Regions from separate parts of the Homo sapiens genome. Here region 1 is linked to region 2. A link is an interaction called in ENCODE POLR2A ChIA-PET data of the cell type or tissue named here. Cell type or tissue: A673. All regions are shown on one strand. Links, peaks and the distances in the headings refer to the core of each region. The heading gives the core; the rest is flanking DNA.

Region 1 (5,372 bases), core at 222-5,221, 110 kb after region 2:
CTCTGTTGTCCAGGCTGGAGTGCAGTGGCACAATCTGGGGTCACTGAAACCTCCTCCTTCCAGCTTCACACAATTCTCCTGCCTCAGCCTCCCAAGTAGCTGGGATTACAGGCACCTGCCACCACGTCCAGCTTATTTTTGTATTTTTAGAAGAGACAGGGTTTCGCCATGTCATCCATGCTGCTCTTGAGCTCCTGGGCTCAAGCGATCCTCCCACCTCTGCGTCCCAAAGTGCTGGGATTACAGGTGGGAGCCACCCCGCCTGGCCTCTTTTTGTCATTTTAAAATGTACAATTAAGTTATTATTGACTGGCTGGGCACGGTGGCTCAAGCGTGTAATCCCAACACTTTGGGAAGCTGAGGTGGGAGGATCACTTGAGCCCAGGAGTTCAAGACCAGCCTGGATGACATGGCAAAACCCCTTCTCTACCAAAATAACTACAAAAATTAGCCAGGTTTGGTGGTGCATGCCTGTAGTCTCAGCTACTCGGGAGGCTGAGGTGGAAGGATCACTTGAGCCTGGGAGACAGAGGTTGCAATGAATGGAGATCACGCCACTGCATTCCAGCCTGGACAACAGAGTGAGATCCTGTCTCAAAAAAATACATATATTATTGACTATAGTCCCCGCGTTGTGCTATCTTACTAGGTCTCTTACTCATTCATCCTTTTTTTCTTTTTTGGACCTATGAACCATCCGTTGGACCTCACCACTCCACTCCTCTATAACCTTTGAAGACTGGCTCTTGTCATTTCAGCACAGCTCCCGTGAGAGCCAACCTAAGTTGCTGCGTTTCTCAATAGTTCCTTCCTGTTCATTGCTAAGTAGAATTCCACGGTCTGGATGGAGCACAATTTGTTTAACCGTTCACCTGTTGAGGGCCATTTAGGTTGCTTCCAGCATTTGGCCATTTTAGAAGGAAGCTGCTCTGAACATTCACTTCTGGGTTTTTTTGTTTGTTTTTTGTTTTTTGAGACAGAGTCTCCCTCTGTCACCCAGGCTGGAGTGCAGTGATGTGATCTCAGCTCACTGCAACCTCCGCCTCCCAGGTTCAAGCAATCCTCTGCCTCAGAGTCTGGAGTAGCTAGGACTACAGGTGCCCGCCACCACGCCCAGCTAATTTTTGTATTTTTAGTAGAGACGGGGTTTCATCATGTTGGCCAGGCTGGTCTCGAACTCCTGACCTCAAGTGATCTGTCCGCCTCGGCTTCCCAAAGTGCTGGGATTACAGGCGTGAGCCACTGCTCCTGGCCCCACTTCTGGGTTTTTATATGAACATAAGTTTTCATTTCCCTGGGATATAAATGCCCAAGAATGTAATTCCAGGGTCATATGGTAAGTGCATGGTTTGTTTTGTACAACAAAACAAAACACAGTACAGCAAACAGAACAAAACGAAATCCTGCCACACTCTTTTTCCACAGTGGCTATACCATTTCACATCTCTGCCAGCAACATAGGACTGAGTGATCTATTTGGTCTTCATCCTTGCCAGCATTTGATGTGATCAACTTTTTTTTTTTTAATTTAGCCATTTTGATGGGTATGTAGTGATACCTCATTGTGGTTTGGATTTGCAGGTCCCTGGTGGCTAATAACTTTGAACATTCTTTCATGTACCCATTTGCCATCTGTATCTCCTCTTCAGTGAAATGTCAGTTTCCGTCTATGTCCATATTTTAATTGGGTTGTTTGTTGGTTTTTGTTTTTTTTTTCTGGAGATGGAGTCTCGCTCTGTTGCCCAGACTGGAGTGCAGTGGTGCTATCTCAGCTCACTGCAACCTCTGCCTCCCAGGTTCAAGCAATTCTCCTGACCTTAAGTGATCCGCCTGCCTCAGGCTCCCAAAGTGCTGGGATTACAGGCGTGAGCCACTGTGCCCAGCCTAGACCTCTTTATATATTCTAGATACAAATTCTGTGTTGGCTATGTGATTTGCAAGTAGACTCTTCCAAACCATAGCTTGTCTTTTCACCCTCTCTAACGGTATAGTCTTTTGCATAGAGCAGAAATCATTAATTTGGATGAAGTCCAATTCATCAGTTTCTTCCTTTATGGCTCATTCTTGGGTGTCATCCCTAAGAACTCTTTGCTTAACCTCATGTCTTAAAGATTTTATTTTGTTTTGTTTTAAGGAGCAGAGAGTTCAATAGGCAAGAAGGAAGAGGAAAGAAGGAAGCAGCTCCCTATAGAGACACAGCAGGAGGGGAGGCTCCAAAGCCAAGAGAGGAGACCCTATTGAAGATTTTTTTCTCATGTTTTCTTCTACATTTTACATGTAGACCTGTGTGATCCCTTTTTTTTTTTTTTTTTTTTTTTTTTTTTGAGACCGAGTCTCGCTCTGTCTCCCAGGCTGGAGTGCGGTGGTGTGATCTCAGCTCACTGCAACCTCCGCCTCCCGGGTTCAAGCGATTTTCCTGCCTCAGCCTCCTGAGTAGCTGGGATTACAGGCATGCATCACCACGCCTGGCTAATTTTTGTACTTTTAGTAGAGATGGGTTTTCACCATGCTGGCCAGGCTGGTCTTGAATTCCTGACCTCAAGTGATTCACCCACCTCGGCCTCCCGAAGTGCTGGGATTACAGGCCTGAGCCACCGTGCCTGGCCCCTGTGATCCGTTTTGAATTCCATTCTGAATGTAAAAAATAGCAGAAGCGGGTTTGATTCGGGGGACCCTAGGGAGCCAATGAGGGTTCTTGAGTGAGAGAAGATACAGTTGGCAAGAAGAATCAGGTGAGTAGACTCAAGTAGCCCATGACAGCCTCGCTCTCAGCCTCAGTCTCCCCCCACCGGCAAACTAACGAGACCAGAAGATCTCTAAAGTCCGCTGTCATCAAATGAGGCCACCTCCCTGGACGTTTGTCCCCATATTCCCTGCGCCTCTGGAGCAGACTCAGGTCAAACCCCAGCGCCTGCACAACGTGTGTGAGCCTCTGTGTCCCAGTGCTTTGATCTTAAGAGTGACTCAGTGGGACAGCGCCGAGAGCTCACTCGACCCCAAAAAACTGTGGCTCTTTTTTCTCTCAGACGGCAAAATCAGGTCATATTTCAATTCCAGTCATTCTCCTTCATATATAAAATGTGCCAAGAACCACTTTCCCGAAAATCTAAATTGAAAGTAAATAGCACGGGGGACAATTCTCGGTGATAAAACTGCGGATTCTGGAGCTTCTTGGGATAATATTTATTCTCCCTTCTTGCTAATGGCTCCAGCTGCCTCCCCAGGTTATTAAAGTAATGCGTTTGCTTAACCTGACTGGGGCCGCATCCCACCCTGGGCTGATTGGGCCCCGCGTGAAGCCCCCCGCCACCCCCCTCCACCGGACAATTATATTAACGGCTGCTGGTTTGCAATTACTATAAATCAGAAAGCGCGTCGGCCTGGGTTTGTTTTTCTTTATTGAAAATGTTTAAACCTCATGCATTGCAAATATCACCGCCTCAGACCGGGATTTAACTCTTTCCTTGAGACTTGGAGGTACAGCTCTGGAGGGCTTTGCTGGGGATAGTGCTAGGATAATCCCTGCTTTCTGAGATGAGGAAATTGAGGCTCAGAGAAGGAATGCCATTTGCCTGGGGTCACACAGCTGGTGGGTCACTGCACTGAAACGGCACTGAGTTTTTTGTTTGTTTTTTTCATGCCTGATGAAGTTACATTCTTTGTGGCAAATATTTAAAAATGTTGAGATCTGTTATCTCAGCAAAAACCACCCCCAGTTCTGCGGGGGTGGGTGGGTGTGTGGGTGGGATATATCCTTCCAGAGATTTTTTTTTCTATGCATATATATTCTGGCATGCACCAAATGAATGCAGGTTTAATGAATTATGCCTTCCATAAGCACCGAGGTGTTTATTGAGCACCTACTGTGTGCTGGGTGCTGTTTTATGTGCTGGGGATACAGGAAGCAAAACAGGCTTATCTGCCGGTAGTTTCAAGCATAGGGGACAGCCAGGGCAAGGACCCTGAGGCTGGCTCTTGCCTGGCACACAAAGGGGCGAATAAGCACAGGCGTGGAGAGTGCAAGGGGCAAAGGCAGGGAGGGTGAAAAGAGCATTCCGTGTGGAATCAGAGGGAGAGGAGAGGGCTTCATGGAGCTCTCCAAGGTAGAGTGCTGAGGTTTGCTGAGGATGTGGGTGGGAGGAAGAGGAGGCAGGGAGACCCCAAGATTCCCTCTGAGCAGCTACAAGGGCTGACCTCAGCTGAGATGGGGAGATGCAAGAAGAGCAGTTTAGGGGGTCCGGTGCAGCCCGACATGGCTGTGTTGAGTGTGAAATGCCCATCAAGGCCAAGTTTGGAGCTGGCGGAGGCCCAGACTGGAGACAGGACTGTGGGTATCAGTGGGTGTAGATGGGTTTAGAGCCCCGAGAGTTAATGAGGCCGACCTGGAAGGGTGTGGATAGAGGAGCAAAGAGGCCTGAGAACCCAGCCCTTGACCAGCAATGGACAGAGAGAGGGACAGAAGAGGGACCCAGAGAGGTAGAAGGAAAGGCCAGTGTTTCCAGGAGGGGCGGGGCACCAGCCGGTCAGACGCCGTCCAGAGGGACGAGGAATAGGATGGGGCGGGTCAACGCTGACTTCTGTCAGAGGCGTTTGAACCAGGACAACTCCATCTTGGATAGGGACTGGGTAAAATAAGGCTGAGACCTACTGGGCTGCATTCCCAGACAGTTAGGCATTCTAAGTCACAGGACGAGATAGCAGGTCGGCACAAGGTACAGGTCATAAAGACCTTGCTGATAAAACAGCTTGCAGTAAAGAAGCCGGCTAAAACCCACCAAAACCAAGATGGCGACAAGAGTGACCTCTGGTCTTCCTCACTGCTACACTCCCATCAGCACCATGACAGTTTACAGATGCCACGGCAACGCCAGAAATTTACCCTCTATGGTCTAAAAAGGCGAGGCATGAATAATCCACCCCTTGTTTAGCATATCATCAAGAAAGAACCATAAAAATGGGCAACCAGCAGCCCTCAGGGCTGCTCTGACTATGGAGTAGCCATTCTTTTATTCCTTTACTTTCTTAATAAACTTGCTTTCACTTTATGGATTCACCTTGAATTCTTTCTTGTGCGAGATCCAAGAACCCTCCCTTGGGACCTGGATCAGGACCCCTTCGGGTAACACTTTGACAAGGGCAGCTTCAGTGGCGGAAGGTGTGAGAGGCCAGGCTGATGGGTGGAGAAGGCTCAGGAGAAAGAAAGAGAACAGAAGTGCAGACAGTGAGTGTAGACAACTCAATCTCCAGGAGTTTGGCCATAAAAAGAGGCAAGGAGGTCGGGCGTGGTGGCTCACACCTGTAATCTCAGCACTTTGGGAGGCCAAGGTGGGTGGATCACCTGAGGTCAGGAGTTCAAGACCAGCCTGACCAAC
Region 2 (5,372 bases), core at 196-5,195:
CATGTTGGCCAGGCTGGTCTCATGCTCCTGACCTCAAGTGATACGCTGGCCTCGGCCTCCCAAAGTGCTGGGATTACAGGCATGAACTACCACACCTGGCCCAGGGTGATTTTTTTTTTGTATGTGAAAATGATATTCTGTTCGAATCATGGCTGTTCCTCACATGACTTGTAACTACTGAGCACACGCAGCCCAGGCCTCTTCTCGCCTGTGGTAGGATCTTCCGTGGCAAGGCTGTGCCTTGGGCGTTTATCACCCAATTCCCTGTGGACACTTCGGTTGCCTCCATTTTTTCCCAACCTCACCCAATGCCATGGTGAATCTCCATGCTGACATCTCCCAGGTCCCCTTGGGGAAGCATTTTTGTCTCTCACTGGTGTCCAGTGAAGGGCAGCTGGGGTGGAAGGTCGGGTTACAGCTTGTTCTAAACAAGCAGGTTCCCCTCCTACACAGTCGGAAATGAGTAGGTCCTAATAGTCCCCGAGGAGACAATTGGCTATTATCTTCCGAAGTTAAGTTTATACATTCCCTTTAGGCCTGATAACACCACCTCTAGAAATCTACCCGGCAGACACTTTCCCGTGAAATGACACGTGGAGAAAGTACTCACGGCAAAAGGCTTGAAGCAACCTGAATGTCTATCGATAGGAGATTGGTTAAGTAAAGAACAGTACAAGGGGGCCAGGCACAGTGGCTCACGCCTGCAATCCCAGCACTTTGGGAGGCTGAGGCAGGAAGATCACCTGAGGTCAAGAATTCGAGACCAGCCTGGCCAACATGGCAAAACTCTGTCTCTACTAAAAATACAAAAAAAATTAGCCAGGTGTGGTGGCCGGCACCTGTAATCCCAGCAACTCGGGATGCTGAGGCAGGAGAATTGCTTGAACTCAGGAGGCAGAGGCTATAGTGAGCTGAGATCATGCCATTGCACTCTAGCCTGGCCAATAAAAGCGAAACTCCATTTCAAAAATATAAATACATAAATGAATGAATGAATAAATAAATAAAAATAACAGTACAAGAGGTCAAATAATGATCGAAGAGATTAGTATCTTAGTGTTATGAGATCAGTATCTCTTAGTGTTATGAGATCAGTATCACAGCTGTGAAAAGGAATGAGAATACCAGATGTACAATTATAAAATTACTTTTAAGATACTATATTTTTAAGTGGGGGGGAAGAAAACAAGGTACAGAACAGCATGTAGAAGATGCTGCCATTTGGTTAAACAAGGGAATATAAATCCAGCCGCCTACTAAATGTTCACAGAAGATTTCTAGATAAACTGCGCTCTTCAAAACCGTAGCCACGAGCCGTATGTGGCTGTTTAAATTTAAACGGAATAAAATGGAATAAAATTTAAAATTCAGTTCCTCGGTTGCACTGGACACATTTCAAACGCTCAATAGCCACATTCGGCTCAGGGCGACTGTACCACGGTGCGTAGACGGAGACCATTTTTATCATCGCCATATCGGGGGCCAAATCCGGCCCACCGTTTGTTTTTATAAATAAAGCTTTATTGGCACATAGCCACGCCCACCAGTTTACGTGTTTGTCTATGGCTGCTTTCACGCTCCAATGGCGGGGTTGAGTAGTAGACAGAGATCATCCGGCCGGCAAAGCTGGAAAGATTTACAAGGTGGTCCTTTATGGAAAAACTCTACTGACCCTGTTCTGGGAAGAGACTGCTACTGGGGAAAGAGAGAGGGGAGAGGATCTGGAGATTCTCCACCATGCATTTTTCTCTGCATCCTCAATTGTATCCCATGTGTACGCATTCTCTGGCCAGAACAACATATTAAAAATAAAAGACGTGGTGTCACAGAGATGCCGATTTCTTCTCCTGCCAGCCACGCCCGGAGGGCCTGGTTCCCCTCGACGCTGCCACCCTGGATAATACCACACTTCAAACAGTTTTGCTAAATGGATGGGTGAGAAATGATATCTTGTTTTAATTTGCATCTCCTGGGCAGGAGATGGGAACTCTTTAACTATAGATAAATGCCCGTCTAATCATCCATCGTCCCCCCAGACTCCTTAAGGGCAAGGATTGTCTGCATCAGTCACTATAGTGTCCCCAGTCCCAGCATGGGGCCAAGCAAACAGCTGAAGCCCAGTACATCCACACGGAAGAGAGGGAATCAGGCCCAGGGCAGCAGCCACAGTGCAAGGCCTGGGCTAGTTGTGGCTGGTGGTGAGCATCGAGTGCCAAGCCAAGCTTCACCGACGCAGTCACAGGGGCAGACTCCATGCGGCAGAGGTGGCTGCCAGCCCCTCGGGGAACCTGCAGACTCACGTTCAGCAGTGGGGGAAGAGAGCAGGGTGGGCAGGGACCTGGCAGCCTTGGGGGTAGGGGAACTGTGGGCTCCAGGCGGGGAGAGAGATTATATATTCATCAGAATCTTAAACAAAAGCCCCGCAGCCGCCTGTCAGCCAGGCTATGGCTTTTATGGTAATCAGCAATGAATTACCCACAATGCCTGGCCAAGCGCAAGTGGTTCTTGGCCCGGATCCTAAACTAATTTTTGTATGTTCGTGTGTATATAATTTTGCTCGCTCCCTCCCGTTCCTCTCCCTTCATTACCAGGAGCACGGGTGGGGTACGGGGCAGGGAGGCAAAAGGAACCCTGGGTGTAGAAGTGGAGGATGCTCACCAAGACCCCCTGGCCCTACAGCCTGCCTGGCACTAGGCCCTGGGCTCAGAGTGTGTGGAGGTGGGAGGTGAGTGCCAAGTGGGAACTGAGGGGAGCCTGGAAACCACCAAAAACTGGAGCTGGCAGCTCCGGGGGTGGAGAGAGAAGGGAGGAAGGGGGGGTTGGCTGGCTCTGGTGGTGAGCAGAGTGTGCAGGCCCCTTAGTGGGGTTGAGCCTGTGCCACGTGCTGTGTGGCCTTGGGCAAGTGCCTTAACCTCTCTGGGCTTCAGCCCCCTGGTCTGCAAATTAGACCTCCCTTCCTGTCCTAACCTCTAGCCCCATCCAGCCCCAAGTGTGTAGCCCACAGCCCCTCCCAGGGCCCTGTCTATGCAGGCCACTCTCTAAGTGCTTGACGCATATTAACTCGTTTTGTTGTGCCAGTTATTTATCTCAGATGGGGAAACTGAGGCTGAGGATAGGATGTGCCTTGTCCAGAGCCAATGGCTTGCTTGTAGCACCTGAAAACCCGCTATGGGCTAAGTCAGGAGCTGCCAACTCCATGTCTCCAGGGAGAACCAGCCCACCACTTCCTGGGAACCTCCGCAGGCGTCCTGCTAATGGGGGCGTTTCCATGCCTGCCTCTCTCACCATCTTCGCCACCTCAGCTCATCTTCTCCGTCTTTACCGATGTTCAGGACAGAGGCCTGGGAGTCGTTCTTGACTCATCTCAACCCTACCCTGCAGCCAACCACTTGGAGAAGCCAGCCAACCCTTCTGCAAAATCCTTCTAGAATACAACCCCTCCTCTGCCCCTGCCTGGTCCACCCCCATCATCCCTGGCCTGGATCTGTGCCGTCCCCTCTGCTCTGGTCCCCCAGCGTCTGCACTCATCCCCCACAGTCTGTCCTTTCTGCAACAGCCAGGGGTCGCCTGTGAACACGTCGGTCAGGGCTGGTTCCTCCTTTGCCCATAGCCCTCCCTGGCTCCCACCTCCCTCAGAGTAAACGCCCAAGTCCTCCTGGTGCCCCACAAGGGCCTGCACAACCTGCTCTGTCCTCTCCCTGCTCTCCCCTCCCCTCCTCCCCCTCCTCACTCTGCTCCAGCCACACAGGCCTCCTCGCTGTTCCTCCAACATGCCAGGTGCGGTCCTGCCTCAGGGCCTTTGCACGGGCTGTGCCCTCTGCCTGGAACACCCTCCCCTCAGATGTCAGCAAACATCATTCTCTTATTCCTGTTGGTCTTACTGAAATGTCACCTCTTCTGTGAGGCCTGTCTTGATTCTGTAGCTAAAACAGCCCCTCCCTGCCACCAACCAATTCCTCTAGCTTTTTTCTTTTCTTTTTTTTTTTTTTTTTGAGATGGAGTCTTACTCTATCACCCAGGCTGGACTGCAGTGGCGCAATCTCGGCTCACTACAACCTCCGCTTCCCCCGTTCAAGCAATTCTCCTGCCTCAGCCTACCGAGTAGCTGGGATTACAGGCGCCCACCACCATACCCAGCTAATTTTTGTATTTTTAGTAGAGACAGGGTTTCACCATGTTGGCCAGGCTGGTTTCAAACTCCTGACCTCAAGTGATCTGCCCACCTCGGCCTCCCAAAGTGCTAAAATTGCAGGCATGAGCCACTGCGCCTGGCCAACTTTATTTTTCTTAAAGGCATGGCATACAGTCAATCCTTAACACATATTTAATCTATTGGCTTTATGGCTTTTGTTTTTTGGGTGTTTCTTGTTTTTGTTTTTTGAGGCAGGGTCTCACTCTGTCACCCAGGCTGGAGTGCAGTGACGCAATCTCAGCTCACTGCAGCCTTGAACTCCTCAGCTCAAGTGATCCTCCCACCTCAGCCTCCTGAGTAGCTGGGACTATAGGCTTGTACCACCACACCCGGCTAATTTTTGTATTTTTATTTATTATTATTATTATGAAACCAAGTCTCACTTTGTCTCCAGACTGGCGTGCAGTGGCGTGATCTCACTGCAACCTCTGCCTCCCTGGTTCAAGCGATTCCCCTGCCTCAGCCTCCCGAGTAGCTGGGACTATAGGTGCATGCCACCACGCCCAGCTAATTTTTTTTATTTAAGTAGAGACGGGGTTTTACCCTGTTGGCCAGGATGGTCTCGATCTCCTGACCTCGTGATCCACCTGACTCGGCCTCCCGAAGTGCTGGGATTACAGGCATGAGCCACTGTGCCCAGCCTTTTGTATTTTTAGTAGAGATGAGATTTCACCATGTTGGCCAGGCTGGTCTCGAACTCCTGACCTCAGGCGATCTGCCCGTCTTGGCCTCCTAAAGTGCTGGGATTATAGGCTGAGCCACTGCGCCCGGCCCCTATTTGTTCATTGTCCTTCTGATGCATTCCACGAGGGAAGGGTTTTTCCCTCTGTCTTCTCCGTCACTCTGTTCCCAACACCTGACCCTGTGAGGATCAGGGCCTGGTATATAGGAGGTGCTCAATAAGTATCCAGTGATGGAGCTCTAGGCCCCCAGCAGGGTCCTGGGCCCAGAAAGGACACGACGGTTGTTTTCTGAACACACAGAAGCTTTCCTTGGGGTCTGAAGGAAAATTTTAGACCTGAAACCATCCCCTGGGTGGAGGCTGGGGGTGGGGATATAAGTATCTTGGGAGCAGCCAAGGAAAGAAAAAGAACATTCCTGTCTCATCAAAGCTGTTCAGGGGAGACCCGAGCTCCCTGGCTGGCGGCTGGGGTGGAGATGGCAGATGCTCTCTGCAGGG

What was found. ChIA-PET counts read pairs that join two places held together with the same protein. Peaks named below come from ENCODE experiments on the same cell type or tissue, not always from the same donor. Only the 100,000 strongest peaks of a DNase experiment are listed, where the experiment ranks them.
Region 1: POLR2A ChIA-PET joins it to region 2 with 15 read pairs; 5 of 35 experiments call an interaction of 5 or more read pairs at or near these places.

The regions. Positions count from the first base shown.
Region 1 is chr19:5,414,779-5,420,150 of GRCh38, forward strand. No RefSeq gene overlaps it. Among named protein-coding and RNA genes, the nearest start is that of ZNRF4, 38 kb to the right of the region's middle. In A673, for the core only: no CTCF peak of the experiment used is centred there; a DNase peak (open chromatin) is centred at 2,193; H3K4me3 peaks cover 937 bases.
Region 2 is chr19:5,306,344-5,311,715 of GRCh38, forward strand. All of the region lies in intron 1 of PTPRS (protein tyrosine phosphatase receptor type S), which reads right to left. Among named protein-coding and RNA genes, the nearest start is that of PTPRS, 32 kb to the right of the region's middle. In A673, for the core only: no CTCF peak of the experiment used is centred there; DNase peaks (open chromatin) are centred at 2,478 and 2,838; H3K4me3 peaks cover 458 bases; H3K27ac peaks cover 2,174 bases.